Regions from separate parts of the Homo sapiens genome. Here regions 1 and 3 are each linked to region 2. A link is a loop called in an ENCODE intact Hi-C map of the cell type or tissue named here. Cell type or tissue: PC-9. All regions are shown on one strand.

Region 1 (8,000 bases), 110 kb before region 2:
CAAAATCTCCGCTCTCCCAATGCTCTTTCATGAGATTCATTCCTCAGGCTTGACACAGAAAGCCAACTGACTGGTGTGAGGCAAGTAGGAAGGTAGACACGACAAAAAGAGAAAACTAGCCGGGCGCAGTGGCTCACGCCTGTAATCCCAGCACTTTGGGAGGCCAAGGCATGTGGATCACGAGGTCAGGAGATCGAGACCATCATGGCTAACATGGTGAAACCATGTCTCTATGAAAAATACAAAAAATTAGCCGGGCATGGTGGCGGGCGCCTGTAGTCCCAGCTACTCGGGAGGCTGAGGCAGGAGAATGGCGTGAACTTGGAAGGCAGAGCTTGCAGTGAGCCGAGATCGCGCCACTGCACTCCAGCATGGGCGACAGAGCAAGACTCTGTTTCAAAAAAAGAAAAGAGAAGACTGATGATTGAAGTTTTGGTGAAAGGGTCACCTGTCTGCTTCTGGGTCAGCAGAGGTCTTGGTTGCTGACAACTAGGCCCTGGTTCACTGCTGTTGGTACAAAGTCAGCAGCCACCCTGTTCTTTCATAGGGTGATGTATTTTCCCCCCTCAAATGTTACCATAAACAGAGTGGTAAGAAATGAGCAGAAGAAAAAAAGAGAAAGGGTTGACAGCAAGAAGGTACAAGATGAAGAGTGCATCTCTCCCTGCATTGAGCAGCAGATGCACTCTGTGTTGCCCCTATTGTTGCTAGACTAAGGTTCACGCCTGGCTGGCCAGATGGGGTCAACAACAGCAGGTGGGACTTGGAGGAAGGTAAGCCATCACGCCCTGCCTTGCACTTAGTCATCCCTGTTCATCCTTCTCATCAATATTCATGTTTCACAATATTTCAAATAATTAAATATCCTCAACTTGTTCTTCTTTTCCTGATCCTCTTCTCTATTTTACTCCCCTCTCTCCTCCTTAAACCCTCAAGGCTTTTCTCCGTTTTACCAAAGAAAGCCAGCACCGCCAGGCGTGGTGGTTCACACCTATAATCCCAGCACTTTGGGGGGCCAAGGCGGGCAGATCACCTGAGTTCGGGAGTTTGAGACCAGCCTGACCAACATGGAGAAACCCCGTCTCTACTAAAAATACAAAATTAGCCAGGTGTGGTGGTGCATGCCAGTATTCCCAGCTGCTTGGGAGGCTAAGGCAGGAGAATCGCTTGAACCCAGGAGGTGGAGGTTGCAGTGAGCCGAGATGACGCCATTGCACTCCAGCCTGGGCAACAAGAACAAAACTCCATCTCAAAAAACAAAAAGGAAAAAAAAGAAAAAAACCAGCACCTTCCACTGCCTGCCTACACGCTCAATATATTCAATGGCATTGAAGACATCCCCCAGTTTAAATTCAACATCTGGAGTCTTTCTTATAAGAAAGAAAAAAACTGAAAAGAGAAAATGGAAAAACGGTATATGAATCTAAAAGAAATTCCCTCTGATGTGTGATGCTGCTGCCTCCCTCTTCTTTTGACATCAGTTTCAAATTCTGCAGAGAAAGGATGATGTTGCTTTGCCCACGAAGAAACAGTCACAATAGGTAATACTCACTGAACACTGGTGTATGTGTCAGACACTGACCTAAGCATTCTACATAAATTTGCTCATTTAATTCTCAAAACAAGTCTATGATTCACACCCAGGTGGGCTGCTCACTGCTGCATCTATGCAATTCTAGGGACTCCTGGGCCTCACACCCAGGGAGCACCCTTTCCCAGCAGCCTGAAGAGGCCTGTGTCAGCTTGGCCACCCACCCCATCTCCATGCTTTCCTTCTGCAGATTAACAGGGACTGGATGCAGACAGCACTCCGGACCCGAGACGACTTCTGGTATTTCACTGTCAAGTGAAAATTGAGTCCGTGGTAATGTTCCTGCAATAATATCAAATTCAAAAGGGAAAGATGACGGAAATTCTGCTGCCAGCTGAAAGGAGCCTGAGGCACATTTTTGTTTTAATTCTTTTTTTCATGGCTTTTCAACACCTGCCTTCGCTCTTCCACTTTCCCAACAAAATATAGTTTAGGTTGCCTTGCAGTATTAATAAGAGACTGGCCAGCAGACCTATGCAAGAAATTGCAGTGGGTGGTCTGCGTGAAATGTCTTGGTGGTCTTAAACTCGGTCCTCTGACAAAGTTCAAGGTTACAGTGGTCTTTCCCGAGTTGCCATCAGAATCTGAAAATATCCTGGAAACATGAGAATCCCCCGCTGAACTCATGAGTTGGCTCAGCAGTTGTTTATTCAACTTAAAGTGTTTTTCCCCCTTTTTCTATTTTTGTTTTCTTATGCTTTCTGTTTCAATGGACCCAGCTTTGTCCTTGCACAATTTCGAGTGAACAAGACTAGAGGATTTCCTGAAATAAGCAACTGGGCCTATTTCTCCAGCGGTCCTGCTTCCCATTTTGTCCATGGCCACCTTCTGCTGATCAGCTTCCACTTTCTTAGAAAGAAGACTAGCTTGCTCAGAGTTACACAACAGAGACAAATGGAGCCTTGAGAGTAGCAGATAGACAAAAGTGACCAACAAAGTTAGGTGTGCTGCAGCCTTCCTGTGTCTGCCACGTCACTGACATTATGAAGTAGCAGGCCCCATGAGTACCGTGACTACTTCTCAGAGTATCTATGGCACCACTGCCATCGCTGATTTGCTGGGGTGTCTCCGCGGCTGTGTGTACACCTCAAGGACTAGGACACTGTCTTCCTCTAGTCAGTATCCCCAGCACCTACCATGGTACCTGGCATACAGTCAGCACTCAATAAGTAGTGCTTAAAATGAAGAAACAGATTCAGTGCAAACCTGCTCAAATGGGTGTTCAAGGCCAAGTATTTTGGAGATAGCCTAGATTCAAACTTGGCATTTTCTAACTTTGTCTTGGTTACTTCTTTAGCCTCAGTTTCCTTATCCCTAAAATGGGTATAATATAATCACAGTACCTGTGCCATATATTTGTTGTAAAGATTGTATATGTTGATGGATGCAGCCGGAGGCCATTATCCTAAGTGATTTAACGCAGAAACAAAAAATCAAATACTGCACATTCACACTTACAAGTGGGAGCTAAACAATGGGTATACATGAACGTAAAGATGGCAACAATAGATACTGGGGTTTCCAAAAAGGAGGAGGGAGGGAAAGGGCAAGGGCTGAAAAACACTCTCTTGAGTGCTGTGTTCATTATTTGGGTGAGGGATTCAATAGAAGCCCAAACCCCAGCATTATATAATATGCCTATGTTAACAAACCTGCATATGTACCCCCCTGAAACTAAATTAAAAGAAAAGAAAATATTTTTTTTAAAAAAAGACTATATATGTGTAAAGCACTTAGCCCAGCTCCTGACACATAACAGTCATCTGATAAATATTTCTTACTTAGGAATGACCATCTCTCACTCATCTCTATCTGCCCCTTACACAGCTACTACAGTAGTCAACCTCTCTTACCAAAGAAAAGGCTGCGTGCAGTCCAGGAACTCTGGTTCCTATCCCTGCTTTACTAGGATTCCAGCAGTCACTTAGTCACTCTGCCTCGCTCTGCTTCTGTGGCCTGCATCAGGCTGAGGTCACTCGGCCTCACCTAACTGACTTGCAGGTTGGCTACGAGACAGCATGGCCTACCAGATGGGGACAGGTGTGGAAAAGCAAAATCCAGGCCATCAAATCTGCTGTAAGTCATGCTCCGGCAAAGCCACTTGAAGTCTAGCCTGCCATGGACCTTGCTGCATGCCTCAGGGTGCCTCAGCTCTCTCGGGCTCTGCCAATGCTCTTGCCTTAATGCAGGGCTTCTAATCAAGATAGCGCAATCGAAAGCATTTGCTTGGTTCTTAGTCCTCACAGTGATCTCTATTTAGTGGGAAATTAAACCACTTTAAGGGGCTAACACCCAGACAACCTATAATGCCATTTCACTCAGACAAGGCTTCCCCATCTGGGAGCAGCACGTTTTCTTTCCTCTTCCTCCCACTGTCCCTCCAGTCTCCTGGGTTTTTATCTTCCTTTCCTTTTCTTTTCCCTTTTCCCAAAAAGGGTGTCTTGGCTTGGCGACTCTTAAACCCAGCTGCATTCCCGAGACAAGCTCTTAAGCATAAATTCATTCCAGCATTGGGTTCTTCTTATTCTCTTTCCTTCCTCTCACTATGTAGCTGGAGTGAATTCATAAACAGTTACAGTGGTTTTAGCACCAGGGCCTTGTATGAGACAGGATTACAGGGGATTCAGCACTTTCTCTCTCTCTCTCTCTCTCTCTCTCTCTCTCTCTCTCACACACACACACACACACACACACCTCAGTGGTGTTAGTCTCATTAGCCACAATACTGTTCTAATCTCTCCCATCTCTAGATTTGCCCTACCCCTGGCTTACTCAGTGCTCTCCTTCCTGGCCTCCTGTGGAAATACTGCCAAATAAAATAACAAAATATTCATATGGTAAGGCACGTTAAAACCTTGGGAAGATTTAAGCCAGGGCTTCATGTCACAGACGCTCCCTCCCATAATCTGTATTCCAATCTCGATGCCAGCGGAGCTGTGATCAGAATATCCAAGGTCTCATAAAAGATTCAGGGCTTACTGACTTCCCTGACATTTGCTGTTTCATGTTGTTCCTGCTCACTCCCTTTCAGCCTCCAGAGCCCACAGTCCCTTTCAACTCACCACTACAGATGGCAAACTGGCCAAGACCATCCACTAACTCAGGACAAACACAGGTCCTAAATCTTCCCTGGGAATTTAGCTGGGACTAGGAAGGGGTTTTCAGTTCTTTCAGTGGCTTCTTTTGTTTGACTAAAGGTTTATTTTTCTGTAATTGCATGCCTGCTGCCTCATCCATGGTACCTGGAAGTGGGACTTTGAAACCCAGGAAGTTAACAAGACTTCAGCAAGATTCCCCCACTTAGCTATGAGTGCTTTTGAGGGTAGGGTTATGTGTGCCTGACTCAGACTGTTTAAATCTTCCTGGTTCTCACTGTTACTTAAATTAGAGACTGTGTTATTTAACCTTGTAAAGCACCAAGGCTATAATTTGTAGAGAAGACAGTTCACCAAATAGGGGCTATGCATATTGTCATATGTTCAAAAAAAGGTATATCATATATATGTGACTGCATGAATCCAGGCAGGACACAGCTATCATACATATCACCATACTAGAATGGACATTAGTAGTTTAAAAACTCTAACAAGATATATTATGATTTAAGGAAACCGTGCATAACTAAAGGGGTGATTGTGAATAGATCTTATGACTTACTAGGAGGATTACAATGGATATCCTAGCCAGACTCCACTAGTGGATTCTAATATGATTTGCTTTCCAATCATATAATTCATGCACAGCTTATCAGAAAGACATTTAGTGAATAAAGGAAGTCACACCATACTTCTTAAGGCATGGTCTAAAAGGAAACACAAAAGGAAACCTCTGCCCTGCCTACAGAAGTTTCCAGAGGAGCCCAGTGACCCACAGAGATGGCAAGAAGAGGTGAAAAGACACACAGTATATGGCTAACACCGCTCAGCCATCAGAGGTCATAGGGGCAAAAGAGAATGGTAGTTCCACTGAATAACAGAATTGAGACATTTTCAAGATACTCCTTAGTAAGTCACAAGTGTCTAGATTTTTTTTATATCAACCATAGAATTCCAAAACTCAGCAATCAAAAACCAAAAGGCCAATTACAATTTAAGTCCTTTTGAAAACATTTTAGCTTATTTCTGTAAATGCTATGGCCACTAGACAAATTAACACAGAATTCCAGATCAAAGTGCCATTCACACATAGGTACTTGAATAACATCAGGCAGCATGAAGGTGAACAGGTGCTATAAACAACTTATTTGAATGTTTTAAATGTATCTACCATGAAAACCTTCTGAAGAGGTTAAGGAATTCTAGAATACAAATTGAAAATTAAAGGCAAGTTGATGGTACCTCAAAATTGAACTTGTCAAATGAGAAAATTATAATCAAAATTGTCTTCATACTTTTCATATCCTTCACTGTGTTAGTCACATAATATATACATATACATGTTTCTGCATATGCATGTGAAAAATCAAAAAGGCAAACACATATCAGTGGCTAATCATAACATAATATAAAAAGAATATGAGGTCTGGTTTCATAAGTGATTATATCCATAAACACATGTCCTGAGGCTTAAGTAAGCAAGCAAGGCATCTCCTTCCACATAGTGATATGATCCCCAAAATTTATATGAAAAATTTTAAAGATTGAGCTATGTTACATTCTTTGGGGGAAACACCTTATTTAAAAGCAGTCAACAGTCAGATATTTCTGCAAGTAAATAATCCTGTAATTCATCTTGTTTAGTAACAATATATTTTTTAATTACCAAACACAACCTATATTATTTATTTACAGTAAAATGTATTTTCCCCAGACATATTATAATACTGTATAGATGAATGGTTCTCAACTGGGTATAATTTTGCCTCCCAGGAGACATCTGGCAATGTCTGGAGACATTTTTGGTTCTCACAATGGGGGAGTGGGGATGCTGCTGGCATCTATGGGTGGAAGCCAGGAATGCAGCTAAACAGCTTACGGTACACAGGGCAGCCCCCATAATGAAGGATCATCTGGCCTCAAAAAGTCAATAGTGCTGAGGTTGAGAAACCTTTTTATAGATTATCACAAATGTTACAAAATTTCTCAAATGATTTCCCTCAAAACCTTTAAGAAATGAAAAATGAGAAGTTGGGGAAAACAAGAACTCCTTTTGGTAGTATTTTGATTATCAAAGTTATAGTTGCTTTTGTGAATGCAACAATATATTACTTCACCATAAAATATGCTCTTAAAACCTAACACTTGTACTTGCATTATACCCACACACTGAGAAATGCTGGAAAATCAGCAAGGATTTTAGGAAAAAACATCTACCTGAGACATCCTTCAATGAACAGAGGAATACCCTGACCAACTGTGTTAAAAGCAAATAAAGTAAGATATAACGAAAGCTAACTTTTTAGCCAGTGAAAAATAAACACATCTGGTACATAGAGTCCTATGTGTGTGTATCCATCCAATTCTATAGTATCAGAGCTCTGACATTCAGTAATATAATAATATTATTTTTGAGATCAGTTAAGGTATAAAATGTGCGTACTCTCAGTCTTTAATATTAATAAGTCTTGTAACTAGCAGTTTCTCATAGCTCCGAATTCTTGAGCACAACTACAAAGGGCACTTATCCTGAAAAATCTAATAAATTTACAGTTTTATATACTTCCTTCAATTGTAAAAGTCTTGTTCAATAAACTTTAAAATGCCACTATAGAGCAATAACACAGACAGTATAAACCCAGCCCTGGGAAAGCTGTGCAACCAGAAATTGTTCCCCTTTCTGCTAGAGCAATAAAGTTTTATATGTTTGAACTGACTGTAAAAAGGTTTGAATGTTGGCAACTGGGGAATAATCTGTCTTCTTTATAGTTATTATCATATTTCCCACAAGACCCCTTGGTCTGTGTCAATCCTTCTTGTATATGACACCTTTGTACTGTCAGCGAAAGCAAGACTACTTTACTTTTTTTTTAACTATAGGACTTGTATCTGTTTTCCTTCAGATTACAGCTAACAGGAATAAATTATTTCTGACAAGCATCTATTGCAGCATTTTACCAAATAAAGCTGGTTGTGAGCTGCTTTTCCAAGAGAGGGAGGGACCTCCTCCCTTCTCCTTCCCTCTCTTTCTCTCATCTGATTCAAATGCAATTCAGGGCTGGTTAAATTGGAGGAAATGCCAATAAAAAGAGATTTGTAGGGAAGTTGCTCTGAATGCCAGACCCCATTCAACATGGTGGTTCGGTTCTCATGGGTGCAATTGGATGTGTGGAGAAGGGACTTAGGAAAAGGTAGGAGGAGGAATCATCCCTTTCCCTTCCTGACCTCTCTTAGATCTGAGAACATCTCTGCATGCACCTGGATTCAGGCAGCACACGGAGTCCAGCCAGTAGAAATGGCCAGAGTTTCTCATA
Region 2 (8,000 bases):
ACCAAACATTCTAAACACTGGAGTTTCAATTAACGGGGTTGTATTATGCCTCCTTTAAAGAAGAGTAAAAGCCATCAGCACAGCCAATCAGGAAAACTGGAGAGACCCAAGGCCCCTCTTCTCACTAAAAAGGGCCCTGTTCTTCCCATAACAAAGAGTGCCTCCTCTACAGGAGCCCTACAGAGGTTAAACTCACCAGGCTGTCCCTAAAAGACTTGTTCATCTGTTGTAGAATACCTTAATCCCTACCATAGCCCTGGAAGCTCTGCTGTGGAATTTTAGGACAAAAGTCATATTTCTTCAAAACAAAAAAAAAAGGATTTTAACAAAAATGTTCTTCGGCCAGTCTGCTCCCCTCTGCCCCTTACATCCCCTTTATCTGGAGAACTCTAATTCATTCTTAGATCTCTGCCTATGTGTCTTCTCTTTAGAAGAAACTTCTGTGACTGCGTCATCCTCACCAAGACAATAAGGTGCCCTCCTAAACATTCCCAGGATACTCTCTCAGTATCCCCATCACAGCATTTAATACCCTGGACTAGGCCTATTTCTTTGACTGCCCCACAAGAACACAGGTTCCTTGAGATTAGGGTCTATGATGTGATTACTGGTGTCTTCCATACACGGCACACAGCACTTGTTACTAGAAGGCACTCCACCTCTATGGAATAAAGGAAGATGGTTTGTCTTGTCTTTTTCCATTCTTTACTTTTATTTGTTTATTTACTTGGGAAACAGAGTGAGAAATTTCAAATACACTTTGTCTAAAAGCACAGTATTTCATAAATGAAAAAAAAAATAGTCACTGATATGAAGATGTCTTAGGGAAAGCCACAAAAGAATGACTCAGTTCTACACCAAGATGCATTTCCTACTTATTACTAAGAATTCTTCCTATTAAAATTTAATGCAGTCTTCTCTAGCAGTTCATTTTGTCTGCCAAGTCCTTTATGACTATTTTGATAAGTTATTTATTACATATGAATGCCGCTATAATAAGTGGATAGCATAGGCAACGGCTCTCAGGACAGAATAAAAAAGGGTCATGTCCAGCCTTCATTTGTTAAGGCCAAATCACTAGATCCTGTGACCAGTAGTTATCACTGAGTGCTGGCCTGACTGGCAGGGCATCCTGGCACACAGTAGGCACTCAATACATGTAACTGCTGAATGCACAAATGAATGAATGTCAGGGTGGAAGGGACCTCAGATTGTAACCCTTAGAGTAATGGGAACACTGTGCAATAATGATGAAACACAGGTGGATACAAAGGCAAGCAACCAAACATAGTGTGGTCAAGAACAACTTACATATCCTCTGTGAGGCTTTGTCACTTCATTTCTAAAATGGAAGTGGCAATAGAATTAAATGATAGGCCGGACGCAGTGGCTCACGCCTGTAATCATAGCACTTTGGGAAGCTGAGGCAGGCGGATTGCCTGAGCTCAGAAGTTCGAGACTAGCCTGAACAACATAGTGAAACCTCATTTCTACTAAAATACAAAAGATTAGCTGGATGTGGTGGCACACACCTATAGTCCCAGCTACCTGGGAGGCTGAGGCAGGAGAACTGCTTGAACCTGGGAGGCAGAGGCTGCAGTGAGCCGTGATCGTGCCACTGCACTCCAGCCTGGGTGACAGAGACTCATCTCTAAAAAAAAAAAAAAAAAAAAAAAAAAAAAAAAATGAAATGACATAATGTACAGAGTGTCTTGCATTAATGTCTAGCAAACAGTATCTGCTTAAAATTATTATCTGTTATTATTTCATAGATAGATACAATTCAGGTACTAAACTGAAAAGTATAAAACATCAGACTAAACTTAAAACTTGAAATGTATAAAAGAGATGTCTCTAGGAAATAGTATAAACTCAGGACATGACTTATGTAGGTATCCTCCATACAGTTTATTGTAAGCATTCTATTTGAGTAGAAATGATGTTTGGTAAAGGTAATCACACCTTAAACAAACTGAAAAGTCTGTTATCTAAAAATAATGCAGTACTTTGATGGCTTACATATTGTAGCTTAAAAACACATATTACATTGAATTATACAAGGATTTCTTTTGGAAGTGTTTATTTGTATATGTATCTGTGGATCTGTATTTTCACATAATGGAGTTGCTTAAAGTGAAGATTATCCCATATCCAGGTATAATTATACCAGCACTGTGAAAGTCCTCTAGCTACATCTGGCCAGGTCCTCCAGGACAAATCCGCATTATTTTGCCCTAATTTTAATTTTTAATACATGGGACAGAGTCAAAGTTTCTCCATATTCTGTTTAACTCAGGCAGTTATTCAAAATTCCTGTCTTTTGCAAACATCAATTTCAACCTTGACTTAAAGAGAAAGAAATGAAGCAAACACAAAGAGATAAAAGGAAAAGCAGAAAAAAATAAAATGCACCCTTTTGGCCCTGCTTTCTACAGGAAAAGAAAAAAAAAAATGCTGCTTCCCTAGCCTCATTCTGACTCTGTTCCTCATGGTTACTTTCAGAAAAAGCCAAAGGGGTAGGGGTGGAGTGGGTATGGAAGAAGGAAGGGAAGGGACGGATTATAAGGAAGGTAGGGGAAAAAATAGCTGCAGAAGAAAAGACGAAAAAAGAAGAAAGGAGAGCTGAAACCCGACACTCAGGAACTCAGGCCTCCAGCAAGAGACTTCTTGGACAGCAAACCTGCCAGCCGGGACGGGACGTGGACTGGTTCCAATGGCAGCCTTCATTAACGCTTCATACACTCAGCCCTTAATTTACAACCGTTTAACGGCAAACATTCCACAAGTACCTTTGAGGGCAGAAAGAAATCTAAGAGAAATTAGGTGCCTAGAGAGCTCCCCTCAAAGGCAAGAGCCCTTTCGTGCAAGTAAGCAATTTTGCTGCCTCCCATTTTTTTTTTTTTTTTCAATCTGTTTGGGACTTTGAGGGCTGGGGTGGGAAGGTAGTGGAATGGAATAGATAAACAGCCAGTCAAGAGCTGTGGGGAGGTTGACAGAATTGGGGTGCAGGTACATGTAGGATACACAGAAGCTTTGTGTCTGTGGAGGCTGTATGAGTCTGTGGGTGAGCAGCATGTCTAAGTGGGTGGAAACATGTATAGCTAAAGGCAGGAACTCTTCCCATACAGCTAAACCCTTGTTCAAGCAATTTAAATAAACAAGAACATTTTAAAAAATTAAAACCCCACTAAAACAATCCTTGTGGAGCAGTTTTCTTGAGTGCTTAAGTAGAGACCAGATTCAAAAAAGGATTAAGAGAATGTCGCATAACCAAGCTGCAGAAACTGAAACCGAGCGGGGTGTGAGGGGAGATGGCTTGGAGGGTGGGGCCCTCCCATAGCAATTTCAGCAAGCCTTTCTAGTCATCCCTTAAGCTTTGTTTCCCTTCAGCCCATACCTGTGCGTACTGTAAACAACTCACACATGGTTGTAACTAGCCAGGGCCCAGAACTGGTTAGGCAGCTTTTCTCCCAAGGCCACAGTGAAGAATCAGTCTCAGCCAAAACACAGGAGTCCTGGAAAGAAGACTTGAACTCCCTCTTTTCTGGCAGGAGAATGGGGAAAGGGAGGCTAAACAGATTACCTTTTAACTAACAACTTTATCTAAACGGATTAACATTGAAGATTAACCTTCCTGGAGCCACAGAGCTGAATCCCCACTCCTAGGGTGCATGGCTGAGTGGAAGCTGGTCTCTGCTCTCAGCCAGGATCTGGTTCCAACCTCTGTCTGAAACGGAGGGCAGTATCTTAGCTAACTTCCTTTTAAAGGTGCTCTCTCAAGTCTCTCCAGAATGGGCTCCATGGAAAGTTAATCCCACAGGCTAAGGGGTCTCATCTTCACAGTATCCAACTGCAGCATTTAAATGCACTTCATCTTCCCTGGAACAACAGGAAAATACAGTGAAAGCTCAAAATGAGGCAGGTGACAGGGACTGGGAAGAAGGGCTTGTACTAAGCGTGGAACAGGTGAGATGCAACACCATGCCCTGTTCTGCCAAAATTAAGACCCTCCTGCCACAGTTTAAGCTAAAGTCTGTGTACTCCCTCATTCCCACCTCCTCCAGAAAAGGGCACTTGCATGCTTTCTGTTAAAGTGAGATGGTTTTTTCCCCTATTCCAGTGGAATACGGTAAAATCCTTATCCCTTCATAATGGGCTTACCTGAAAGTGAATGAGGCTTCCTGGGAAAACCCTTCTAAAGGAGTGTCGGATGCCTCAGAAAGAACTAGAGTTACCTTCCTCCTTTCTGTTTCATCAAAATCATAGCAGTTTCTTAGCTTAGGGACTCTAAAGGTGGTTGCTATTGAACTGTGAATCTGGTTAATCTCAGGTTAAGTTCACCTCTGTGTCTGCTTTTTTTTTTTTTTTTTTTTTTTTTTTGAGACAGAATCTTGCTCTGTCGCCCAGGCTGGAGTGCAATGGCACAATCTCGGCTCACTGCAACCTCGGCCTCCCAGGTTCAAGCAATTCTTTCTCAGCCTCCCGAGTAGCTGGGACTACAGGCGCCCACCGCCACGCCCGGCTAATTTTTGTATTTTTAGTAGAGACGGGGTTTCACCACACTGGTTAGGCTGGTCTCAAACTCCTGACACCTCAGGTGATCTGCCCGCCTCGGCCTCCCAAAGTGCTGGGATTACAGGCATGAGCCACTGCGCCCAGCCCTGTGTCTGCTATTCTGAGAGCAGAAGAATCTCCAATTTTTATAAAATGCAAGCCATTCCTCAGGTATGAAGATGACAACCTCTGGCCCATTAGAAGTGAGTTGTTTGGATTACTTCAGTGGCTGGATCAATCTTGATCGGTGTGACCAGAAGCAAACGTGTCTGAGATGGCTTGACCACTTTAGGGATGAAGTCTGTGGCCAATGAATGCAGTAAATAAACTAACAGGCCCACAAGGGATTGAGCCCCTAGTCATGTGTTTACTAGCCCGGTGCTTTAACCAGTTAAGCTACACTGTGTTAAACAGGCATGGGGCTGCCTCAGGAATCAAATGTGCCAAAAGCTCTGTTTGCCTTTTGTGGCAAGAGAGGGAATGCAGGCAGACTTTAGTTAAAAAGCAGTAGTAGGCTAGGCGCAGTGGCTCACGCCTGTAATCCCAAAACTTTGGGAGGCTGAGGCGGGTAGATCACCTGAGGTCAGGAGTTCGAGACCAGCCTGACTAACATTGTGAAACCCCATATCTACTAAAAATACAAAAATCAGCCGATGGTGGCGGGCACCTGTAATCCCAGCTACTCGGGAGGCTGAGGCAGGAAAATCACTTGAACCCAGGAGGTGGAGGTTGCGGTGAGCCGAGATCACGCCACTGCACTCCAGCCTGGGCGACAGAGTAAGACTCTGTATCAAAAAAAAAAAAAAAAAAAAAAAGCAGCAGCATACTTTAGGCTCTTAATATTTTCATTATTTTAGTCTAGCCTTACAGAAGCAATACATCTTGGATTTTTTAACACAGTCCTGACTCAAGTATCCCATTTAAATTTTCCCATAATTATACTCACAATTGTAAGACCAAACAGACTAAATTGAGATTTAGGAAATGGGAACACCATATTTAAAGTACTCAACATTAGGACAGGTGCTTCAGATGCCAGGACGATTTGGGTCTTAGCATTGCCCCTAAACTGGCAGCTGTGAATTAAAATTTGGTTTGGAAAAGAATTGCTCATGAGGTCTGAGTTGCACACACACTGGCTTCAACTTTTGTTGGCTTGTTTCAAAAGAGCACAGAAGCTTTTTAAGAAAAGAAGAAAAAAAAAGCGGGGAGAGGGGGTTTGTACAAAGCCAGCTCTTTGCTTAGCAAACCAGTAGGAAAAATAAAATGAAAGAACACATATGCAAAGATGTATTTCCAGTTTTCACTCCAGCAGTAGGCTTTTGGAAGGGCACAACCCATTGAATCTAAGCTTCCCTAAGCATTTATATTATATAACAGAGCAAGAAATGAGACAAGTGTCCCTACAGTCGCCAGGCATCCTGTGTCCAAACCCCATTCCCAGTTATCCCCATGCCAGGCCTGTGCCCCTCCCCTCCTGAGGGACAGTCCCACTCCAGGCAGCTTTTATAACAAGTCTCAACCCTCAAAAGAAAAACAATGGGTTTGAACTATTAACCCTTCCCCAGAAAGGACTAAAATTAAGAAGAGGCCGCTGGCAAAATGTTCACATGGGAATACTGTAAAAAATAACAAGGTAAATATGCGCCCACAATTGCAGATTTGCCCGAAGAAAGAGAAAAGAAACAAAAATGGAGGGGGGTGTGGCTGAGCAGTAGAAGACGACTGGAAGGTCAAGCTCAGAATCTATTAAGAAAGAATTATACCTGCACATCATGTATCCCAGAACTTAAAATTAATAATTAATTAATTTTAAAAAAAAAGAATTACACAATTTAGAAAGAACTGGAGTTCATGCTGGTCTCAGAGGGGAGCAAAGTTAGAGTAGTGTTAGACATGAGATCTATTGGGAGAGAATGAAAAGAGGGGCAAAATCATCTGATAAAGCTACTGGCAGAAACACTCTTCTTTGCAAAAAAAAAAAAAAAAATCAGGAGGAAAAAAGAGACAGAAAATAAATCTGGTGTAAAGAAACACCGTGATGTCTATCAGCAGGGCGGGGTTGGTCAGGACATAGACTGGAGCTGGACAAACCAGGATTCAAATTAACGCTCAGCCACACACCTGTTGAATAACCTGGGGCAACTGAGCCTCTGTTTTCTTTTATGTAAAAGTGGGATAATGATCCCTCCCCTTCCTACCTCCGGGTAGTTTTAAAGGTCAAATCTAATCACATAAATGAAATATGCTATACGCTCCGAGGTATGACACAATGTCAAGCTATTTCAGGTGTAAGGCTCTTTATGAAAAATTTGGCTGCCCAGGTAGCTCTTCTAAAAGTTAAAAAGAATAAAAAAGGCAGAGTGTCATTGGAAAGGGTGGTGCTTGTTGCTCAGAAAGGATAAGAACCAATGACAAAATCAAATGCAATCAGGTTTTTCAAGGAATTTACCACATACTGAGAGTTCCAGTAATCCAACAGAAAATCAACAAACACTAGTATGTTCCTCAGAGAACTCTGGGAATTAAACTAGTTCAGCTCAACTGATGTCTCTCCTATCTCTAAGAGTGCCGGTAGTCATCCATCCACAAGGTTTGGACTGGAGAGATACACAAAGAAGCCCTAAGACAATGGAAGACAATGACTTAACCCTCCACAGTGTGCCTTGGTCTCGACACCTAACTCCTGTCTGAAATTTTCCAGCTCTGGTCTCTACCACCCTCTAGGAAGGGAGGGAACAAAGGAAGGAGAAAGGGGAAAGAGAGAAAAGAAAAAAAGAATTCTTACTCTAGTAGCCAGATAAAAACAAACAAACTGGCTATGGTTTGAATATGTCTCCCAAAAATTCATGTGTTGGAAACTGAATCCCTCTGCCCTCACGAATGGATACAAATGGATTAACATTGCTATCCTAGGAGTGGGTTTGTTACTGTGGGAATTGCTTTGTTATAAAAGCAAGCAGTCTGGCTCTCTTGCTCCTGCCCTCTCACCATGTGATGAACTCCACCATGTTACCAAGAAGGCCCTCACCAAATGCCAGAGCCATGCTCTGGGACTTCCCATTCTCCAGAACCACAAGCCAAATACACTTCTTTGTGAATTCCCCAGTCTGTGGTATTGTTATACCAACAGAATATGGACTAAAATACCAGGAGAACCAGAAACCCAGGAATTGGGGAACTCTCCAGAAATGTACAGCAATAATTAATTTAAGTCTCTTAAATTAATTATTTATTTAATTTTTAAATAAAAAATTTAAGGCCAAGGCATCTTAAAGGCCCAGAGTTATAACCTACAAACTCTCCTGAGGTATTATATTTACAACATGGCTGCGAGACCCCAAAACGAAGGCCATAAAAAGTCTATTCTTAAAGGTAATGTCCTAAAATATAGCAGAAACTTCACAAATTCATGGAGAAAAAGTACATACCAGGTCCTGGCTTCA
Region 3 (8,000 bases), 58 kb before region 2:
CAGTCTCTGACTGACAATCCAGCCTTTTTGCTCTTTCAGGATTTACCTGTCACAAATGGGGAGACTGTTTGAAACCCCCTGACAAAATAATCAGGCACCATTCAGCAGGTGCTTGGATTCCCACACAAAGGACCACCATCTTTCACTTTCTTTAATACTTGGCTTCTGGGAAGAGTTATTAACTTAAACACCATCTGATTAGTCATAGCTCTACTATGAAAGTTGGCCTGGGGTTCACCCCTAACGTACCTGGCAATTGATATTTTATTTAAGGCGCCAACACACTTCAACATACTTTGCTAATATAATTATTTGCATAGGACTATGATGGATAGGATATCATACCAAGAGCAATACATTGAGGAGCACTCAAAAAGGTGTTTGATGATCTCATAAATGTTTTAATTGCAATGACAGACAGGTGCAATCATCTCATTAAATATAAGTATCTTTGATATAGCTTTACTTTTAAAGAACACACAGCATGTCGATGATAAGTATCTTTACGTTCAGGTCCCAGATCAGGCAAGCTATGGGCCAGAGCCCAAAGCACGTAATGTTGAACAGGTTCTACGTATCATGAACAGTAATGTATTATCACACTACATCATGTTGTACCATAGGGAGAAGCAATCCTACTAAGATACTTTCTACTCTGACCAAATCTCTAAATAAAGGATGGAAGGAAAAAAGGAAGGAGGAAAGGGAAGAAGAGAGAGAGAGAGAGAGGAAGGCAGGAAGGCAGGCAGGTAGGAAGGCAGGCAGGCAGGCAGGCAGGCAGGCAGGCAGGAAGGCAGGAAGGAAGGAAGGCAGGAAGGCAGGAAGGCAGGAAGGAAGGCAGGAAGGAAGACAGGAAGGAAGGCAGGAAGGAAGGCAGGCAGGCAAGAAGGCAGGCAGAAAGGTAGGCACGCTTCCATTTGCTTAAGTCATTCCTTTGACTGACATGCTTAAGGCTATGGCTTCTGGGAAACTATTTGAAAGTTACACAGCTGGGCAAGACATATTTTCACTAGTTGTGCTGATGTTAGCACCAATGTATTTCTATGATATCATCAAAACATTTGTATTTTAGAGTTGTAGTTCTTTATAATAACCCTCACAATAATAAAATAATAAATGAAGAAGGTAGTTCTAGTTCAGGAGTAAGAAAAACAATATCTGATCAAAGTTCTGCATATTAACCATCACTACAAGAAAAAAAATAAATGTTCACACATGTTCACATGCATGCACATAATGACATAGAATGATAAACCTTCACAGTACAAGGTGACGGTGACTGTAACAACGAAGCTACCAAACTCTAGGCAATTACGGGAAAGACAAGTGCTTGAGCATGAACAAAGGCATCTCACTGCCACCAGGCTGTGCAAGAGGCCTTGATCCACAGAATGCTCAAAGCTCACACTCCTGAATCCTACAGGGGATCACAGATTCAGGGAGGCTTCAGGCTTATCTGGAACAAGCTGAAGAAGGCTCCTCGGACCCTGAACCAACAGGAATTGACATCAGACCATCACAACTGACTGAGGAAATGCATAGTCGGCTTGGTACTGGTTGCAATGCAAAGGATGCACTGGGGCTTCCCACAGCTTCAAGGTATTCTGCAAAAATCCTATTAACTCTGCCTACACCCTGTCTCCTAGAAGGCCCAGAGTCTGGTCAGATGGAAATTTCCAAAAACAGACTAAAGAAGTTTTTGTTTGTTTGTTTGAGACAGAGTCTTGATCTGTTGCCCAGGCTGAAGTGCAGTGGCGAGATCTTGGCCCACTGCAACCTCCACTCCCCAGATTCTGGCAATTCTCCTGCCTCAGCCTCCCGAGTAACTGGGGTTACAGGTGTGCACCACCACACCCGGCTAATTTTTGTATTTTTAGTAGAGACAGGGATTTGCCATGTTGGCCAGGCTGGTCTCAAACCCCTGACCTCAGGTGACCTGCCCACCTAGGCCTCCCAAAGTGTTGGGATTACAGACTTGAGCCACTGCACCTGCATCTGGTCTAAAGAGGTATTTAAAGGAGGGCTCTTCAAGTCTGGGAAGAATTGATTTGTTAGGATTTGGAAAGTACTCAAGAAGAAAACATTTAGGCAATTGATGCCCTCCATGAAAGTGTATTTTTAGGTCTTTAGTCCTTTTTTTCCTGTTTTTACTCTACAACCTATCCCTGCTTGAAAACATGAAATAAATTTTTAAAAAATTAAAAAGCTAGCACTACTTTTCTTTTAACTTCCAATGAGGTGATAACGCCTATGTACACATTAACTAATACCAAAAATAAAATTACAAAGGTCAATATAAGAAACTGGCTTATGGCTGGGCACAGTGGCTCACGCCTGTAATCCCAGCACTTTGGGAAGCCAAGGTGGGTGGATCACCTGAGGTCAGGGTTTCGAGATCAGCCTGGCCAACATGGTGAAACCCCGTCTCTACTAAAAATACAAAAATTTGCCAGGCATGGTGGTGGAGGCCTGTAATCCCAGCTACTCGGGAGGCTGAGGCAGGAGAATTGTTTGAACCCGGGAGGTGGAGGTTGCAGTGAGCCAAGATCATACCATTGCACTCCAGCCTGGGCGACAGAGTCAGACTCCATCTCAAAAAAAAAAAAAAAAAAAACTGGCTTACAGTGAAATTGCTGGTGATCCCTAGACCACAATATCAGGGCTTTCCCTGAGGATGTAGAGGCTTCTTTGACATGAACCATTGGTAATGTTATCCCTCATGCCAGATGGCATGTCCTTCAGACACACCCATGGGAGAGAGGCCCTCGGCTGGATTCATTCACAGGTGTTCAAAACATCAGTATTCCTTCCCCACCATTACTATAGATGCTGAAGAACTAAAGGATAAGAAATGCAAGGGTTCAATCTCTGAAGAATTCACAGTCAAATAAAGAAGAGTTGGTAGACAGAGAAAAACATAGTAAAAGTCTTCTCCTCTCAGCTGCTTCCAGTCTGTGTTTACTTAAATAAGGTGAACAGGCACACCAACAAGCAGTATGCTTGCCTTCAGATGTGATCAGCTGTTGGCTTCAGCTGTGATCAGCTGGCAATTCTCTGGGTTTCCTCCTGTACCAGAATAGTACAGGTATACATCAAGGTGCTTGGCTCCACCAGTAAGGTAGGTAACTTAGTGCTGAGCAGAATTTGTGAGGGGAGAGGATATGAATCCTAGAAAGAGAATTAGTAGTCTGAACAACTGATATGTTATTTGTAGGCACAGACCACAATCTATATTATTGTTAAAATGAAGAAGAAATAATATACTTTAAAAAAAATCATCCTATGTTTGGTTTTCTAACCTCAATGACTAGCAAAGGCACTGAAGAGCTGTAGTCAAGGATGATGTACATAAAAGCTGCTCTGTTCTGTCAACCAAGAAAAGCAAGCAATGGCAGCAGGCGTCAGTATAACCACTAAGTGTGACCTCTAGACAAAACCACTTCCTTCTCCCTCTGCTGATGTTACTACAACTGACTGTGGTTTTAATCTAGCTGATAGGGTGACAAGGAGCAAGTTAACATAAAAGGAATTTATGCAATGGCACAGGTCCTACACTTTATCCCAAGAGGAGGTCTGTAAAGTGTCCTTGATCTTTCGCCAGTCTTACCACACAGGTGTTTTGGGTCTCAGCACTGCCATGTCAGCTGCAGCTGAGACGCCTCAGCTCCCTGGCAGGTGCTTTTCAAACCCAGTGTAAGTTCCCCAAAGCTCCAGGCCCCAGCATGTCCCACATAGGCAAGGTCCCCAAAGGGCTCCATTCAAAGCCCAAACCCGTATTTCAGGTTTAGACAACATTCCCTTATATTTCAAAGCCAGGTGCAATCCTTCTCCAGTTTGCTTAAACCTTGTTTTCTACCAGAAATACTTGGCTCACTCAGAAAACCTTGTCCTTATCATCATCTACCCTGTAGAATATTGCCCCCAACCCCTCCTCATTTTCCTTTGGTGAGTAGTTTTAGAAACAGCATGTGATTTTTCCCTAACTTCTACCTGTCAAGGTTTTTGGTTGCAAACTACAGAAGTGGACTCTGGCTCACCTACCCAGGAAAGGAATTTATTGGACAGATAGGCAGTGCCTCTCAGAGTCAACAGGAAACCTGGAGAATCAAGCTCAGAAAAATAAGCACAGACAGCTGAGAATACAACCAAGGTGCTGCCAGAGGAAGCCTGTTAGGAGACAGACTCTGGTACTGCTGGCTTTGGGGACTTATCCCCACCACTGCCACCACCCTCGATTCTGCTGCTACCTCTGAGGCATCTGTAGTAATCCTGTCTCTCTGCTTAGCTCCCTCAAAACACAAGACTGGGCATGGCTGGCGTTCCAACTGGCCAAGCTTAGTGCTCTTGCTTAAGCTGCCAGGGAGAGGGAACAAGGGAGGATGTGTGAAGGGGGAGGCAGGTTCTGCAGCCACCCAAGCCAATGGAGGTGTCCACTCACATAGCAAAAAGATGTCCTTCCCAAACTCACCTGCTGCTTCCTCGGTACAAATCCCAACTTTCCCTTGCTCACTCAAAGAACTCCACTTGATTCAACAACCATTTTTTGGATGTACAGCACATGTTTGGTGCTATGTAAGGTGATTTAAGAACACAAGGGAAACATATGCTACAGCTTTGTTAATATAGAGGGAGGAGAGTTACATTCCCAATGAGGAAGTGGCAGAAAAATGCCTTTTCCAGGTCTGTAACTAAAAAGGAAAAGATCTGTGGATGCCTTTGATTTACCCCCTTTTCCCTCAGAAGATCTGGATGCAGAATTCCAAATGGTATTTCACCCTCTCCAGCTGAGATGTGAATCGATGTATATCTGCAAATCTGGGCACATTCTCAGGATGTGATTTCTAGAGCTTAAAACAACGAACCTAATTCCCAACAATTCAGGGAAAGAAATATTCCCTCTCTGTGTCCATGTGACATTGTTCATTGTAGGGAAAAAGAGATGATGAATGAATCAGCCCTTTCTTAGTGCCTCCTACCCATCAGACACTGTGCTATGAGGTTAATATGTGGGATTGCCACTGGTCCTCCTGAGTCTTAGTGAGACAATGGGAATGGACAACGACTGGAAATCATGGAGTCTGAGATCAAATCCTGGCTCTGTCATTTAATAACTGTATCCACCAGGGCAAGTTACTCAACCTCTCTGTCTTTTCTTTCCTCAGCTATAAAATGGGGATAATAAGAGCCTCTACCTCAAAAGGTTGTAGTGCACAGGGTAACAGATAACATATGTAAAGTGGTAATAACAGTATCTGGCATGCACATGCTCAATAAATATTGGCTGTTATTATTATAAGGTAACTATTAAAATCCCAATTTTACAGATTAATAATCTGAGGGTTGGAGAGGTGAAATAGCCCATCCAAGGTCATAAAGACCAACCTCATATGTAGATATGTAGCAGGCTGGAATGCCAAACAGTTTTGACTCTAAGAACCATGTGACACCATGCTGTGTATACACTTATATAGTGTCAAACACACTCGGGGATATCAAGCTGCAATCCAGAGAAAAAGCTGTAGTGCCACAGCTTTTGATGCTGAGGAAATGTCACAGCCATTATCTGTATTAATAGATCTCTAATATTTTATCTCTAGTAATTATCTGTACTTATTTTGGTCATTCTTGGAAAGGCAAGAACTGAAATTGCCAGAAATCCCTACGACCACAGCAGATAAAAAGCAGTTTTCAATCAGTTGAGCTCCACAACAGGCTGATGAGAACCTTTGGAAATGGCAGCACTTGCTTTACTGGTGTTGGGGTATAGGGTCACTTTTACAATTGAGCTAAACAGTGGCTGCAGAATTCGCATGGGCTGTAAGGTTGATTTGGCTTTTATTTTAAATTCCAGTCTTTCTTTTTTTTTTTTTTTGTACCTCATTTATTATTTGTGAAATAATTACAACTTCTGAATGCCATTATGAGTTAAGAGAGAAGGGGTCTAGCTTTTGGACTTTAGGTCTCCCCATCTACCACCTGCCTGCTACCCATCATTCTGGCTCCCCAGTCCCCCAGAATCTGCCTGACAGTGGGACACGAATGCCCACAGGCATAACAATGAAGCTGCTAGGAGGCCATACCCAAAGCTACTATGATGATAAGATGGCAAGACATGGAGTGGCAAAGGCACCAGAAGTTTAACTCTGGGACTATCTGTCCATCACCTTTCTTTCTTGCACAGCATGCAGGTTGCATGGGCTTAAACTGTAGTGGTCAATAAAGCCACACAGATCAGGGTGAGCAAATGAAAGGCAAATCTAACTCAGGTAGAAAAAAGAGCATTTATTTCCTTGACTGGTACCCTATCAAAGGAAAAGTGGGGCTTCTTTCTACTTGAGAAAACTCCCGATTCCCCAAAAAACAATATGCCCACTTATAGGTCAACTCAGATTAAACAAGAAGGTTAATGCACTCTACATCCAATGCTCCATATTTTACTATCAACTAAGTTGTTATTAGCCTCTTGCATGAATTTTGAGCCTTGTTTCTGTCCTCTCAGAACAGGTATCAAGAAATACATCTGCTAGAATGTAAAATTATCATTTCATTTCTAAGATTGAAGTAAATATTACTTAACATGTTGTATAAGCATTTACTGTTACTTTGATTTTATTGCTTCAATTAACCCAGTTTTAATGCATCATGATAATATTAGGTTTGGTTTACCATATTATTATTGCCTCCTGTTGAGATAAACATCTCCCAGATACATGACAGACAGCAGATGTCCCCACCTTCTGAATAGATACCAATGTATGATGCATCTTCTACATCCTAAAAATGTTCAATTAGAACAGGTGGAACTGCCCTAATGACTGAAATAATTGCTCCTCTTTGATGTTCTTCAACCACCATGGATTTCGGAAGCTTGTCTCTTGGAGCCAATGACATTTTATCATCTCTACATGTGTTCTTATCTTCCCACTCTGTGGAAAACAGTACCAATACACTCCATTGTTTTGTTTTGCTTTATCAAACAGCAAATTATATCCTTATTTGGAATAGAGTATGTTATCTTAATATTATTGCTTTAGTCAAATACTCCATATGGGAGTTTGAAGGGGGTTTTTGTTTTATTTTACACAGGCTTGGTATCATATATACAATCCACAGTCAACCCATGTATAAACTCACACTTGAATCACCAGTTGATGAAAAATATTATCTATTCTTGGTATAGTATGATAATATAATATATGTAATAGGATATTATAATATCATTTATATAACATAAGAATACCTGTAGCAGAACTGATCTCTACAAGTCTCATACATTATTAGTCATATTACAAGAATTTCCTGTACATTTTAGCATTTTATTGTCCTTTATACTTTCTATTTCACATTAAGAAGGTTTTTTTTTTCCGTCACTTTCCTCTATAGCCATCACTCAATCTTAAATTGACAAAGCAAATCCTCCAGTGGCATCAAATGCACACCATGTGTTAGCCAAATTTCAGACAGGTTTCCCCTCATAATTTGTCTAAGACGAAAGGAATAGATATGTTTAGTTTCAGGGAAGTGAAACTATTCAGCAATATCAGTATGTTGATCTAAACTAACTCAAATGAGATGAATTCTTTTCTGACTTCAAAATATGGATTAAATTAATAAGAAGAATGCAGATTGTACAGGCAAACAAATTAAGACAAAAAATTTCTATGAGATGTACTGAACATTTGCCTCCTGAATTATTGTTTACTTGAAAAAGAGCTGATTATATTAAGTATTTAAATGTAACTGAGACTTTTATCAGGACAGAAGTGCTTTTGCTGTTACCCATATTTAATCCAGCTACCTGGCTAGAGTTACATAATTATATATGTATTAGACCAATATTTATGTGGCACTTCTTACCACTGAGTAGCCATATCGATAGATCCTAACAATTATTCATTATATTAAGCAGCCCAATTTCTGGTCAAATAATCAGATGAAAGCATTTTATTTTGACTCTCTTTTAAAAATATCATTTCTAAAATATTTTTAAATGTTCCATA

What was found. A loop is a pair of places that touch in the nucleus more often than their neighbours do. Peaks named below come from ENCODE experiments on the same cell type or tissue, not always from the same donor. Only the 100,000 strongest peaks of a DNase experiment are listed, where the experiment ranks them.
Region 1: a loop joins it to region 2, with 5 times the contacts of the local background. A loop is called at or near these places in 2 of 110 quality-filtered maps.
Region 3: it touches region 2 in a loop (8-fold over the local background); 4 of 110 quality-filtered maps call a loop at or near these places.

What each region holds. Positions count from the first base shown.
Region 1 is chr1:164,703,680-164,711,679 of GRCh38, reverse strand. All of the region lies in intron 2 of PBX1 (PBX homeobox 1), which reads right to left. Among named protein-coding and RNA genes, the nearest start is that of PBX1-AS1, 67 kb to the left of the region's middle. In PC-9, no CTCF peak of the experiment used is centred here; DNase peaks (open chromatin) are centred at 3,549, 4,349 and 4,909; H3K27ac peaks cover 2,383 bases.
Region 2 is chr1:164,597,616-164,605,615 of GRCh38, reverse strand. All of the region lies in intron 2 of PBX1 (PBX homeobox 1), which reads right to left. Among named protein-coding and RNA genes, the nearest start is that of PBX1, 42 kb to the right of the region's middle. RefSeq lists enhancers at 1,871-2,635, 2,636-3,401. In PC-9, no CTCF peak of the experiment used is centred here; DNase peaks (open chromatin) are centred at 2,765, 3,415 and 6,725; H3K4me3 peaks cover 2,799 bases; H3K27ac peaks cover 4,872 bases.
Region 3 is chr1:164,656,039-164,664,038 of GRCh38, reverse strand. All of the region lies in intron 2 of PBX1 (PBX homeobox 1), which reads right to left. Among named protein-coding and RNA genes, the nearest start is that of PBX1, 100 kb to the right of the region's middle. In PC-9, a CTCF peak has its summit at 3,441; a DNase peak (open chromatin) is centred at 3,638; H3K4me3 peaks cover 1,544 bases; H3K27ac peaks cover 6,055 bases.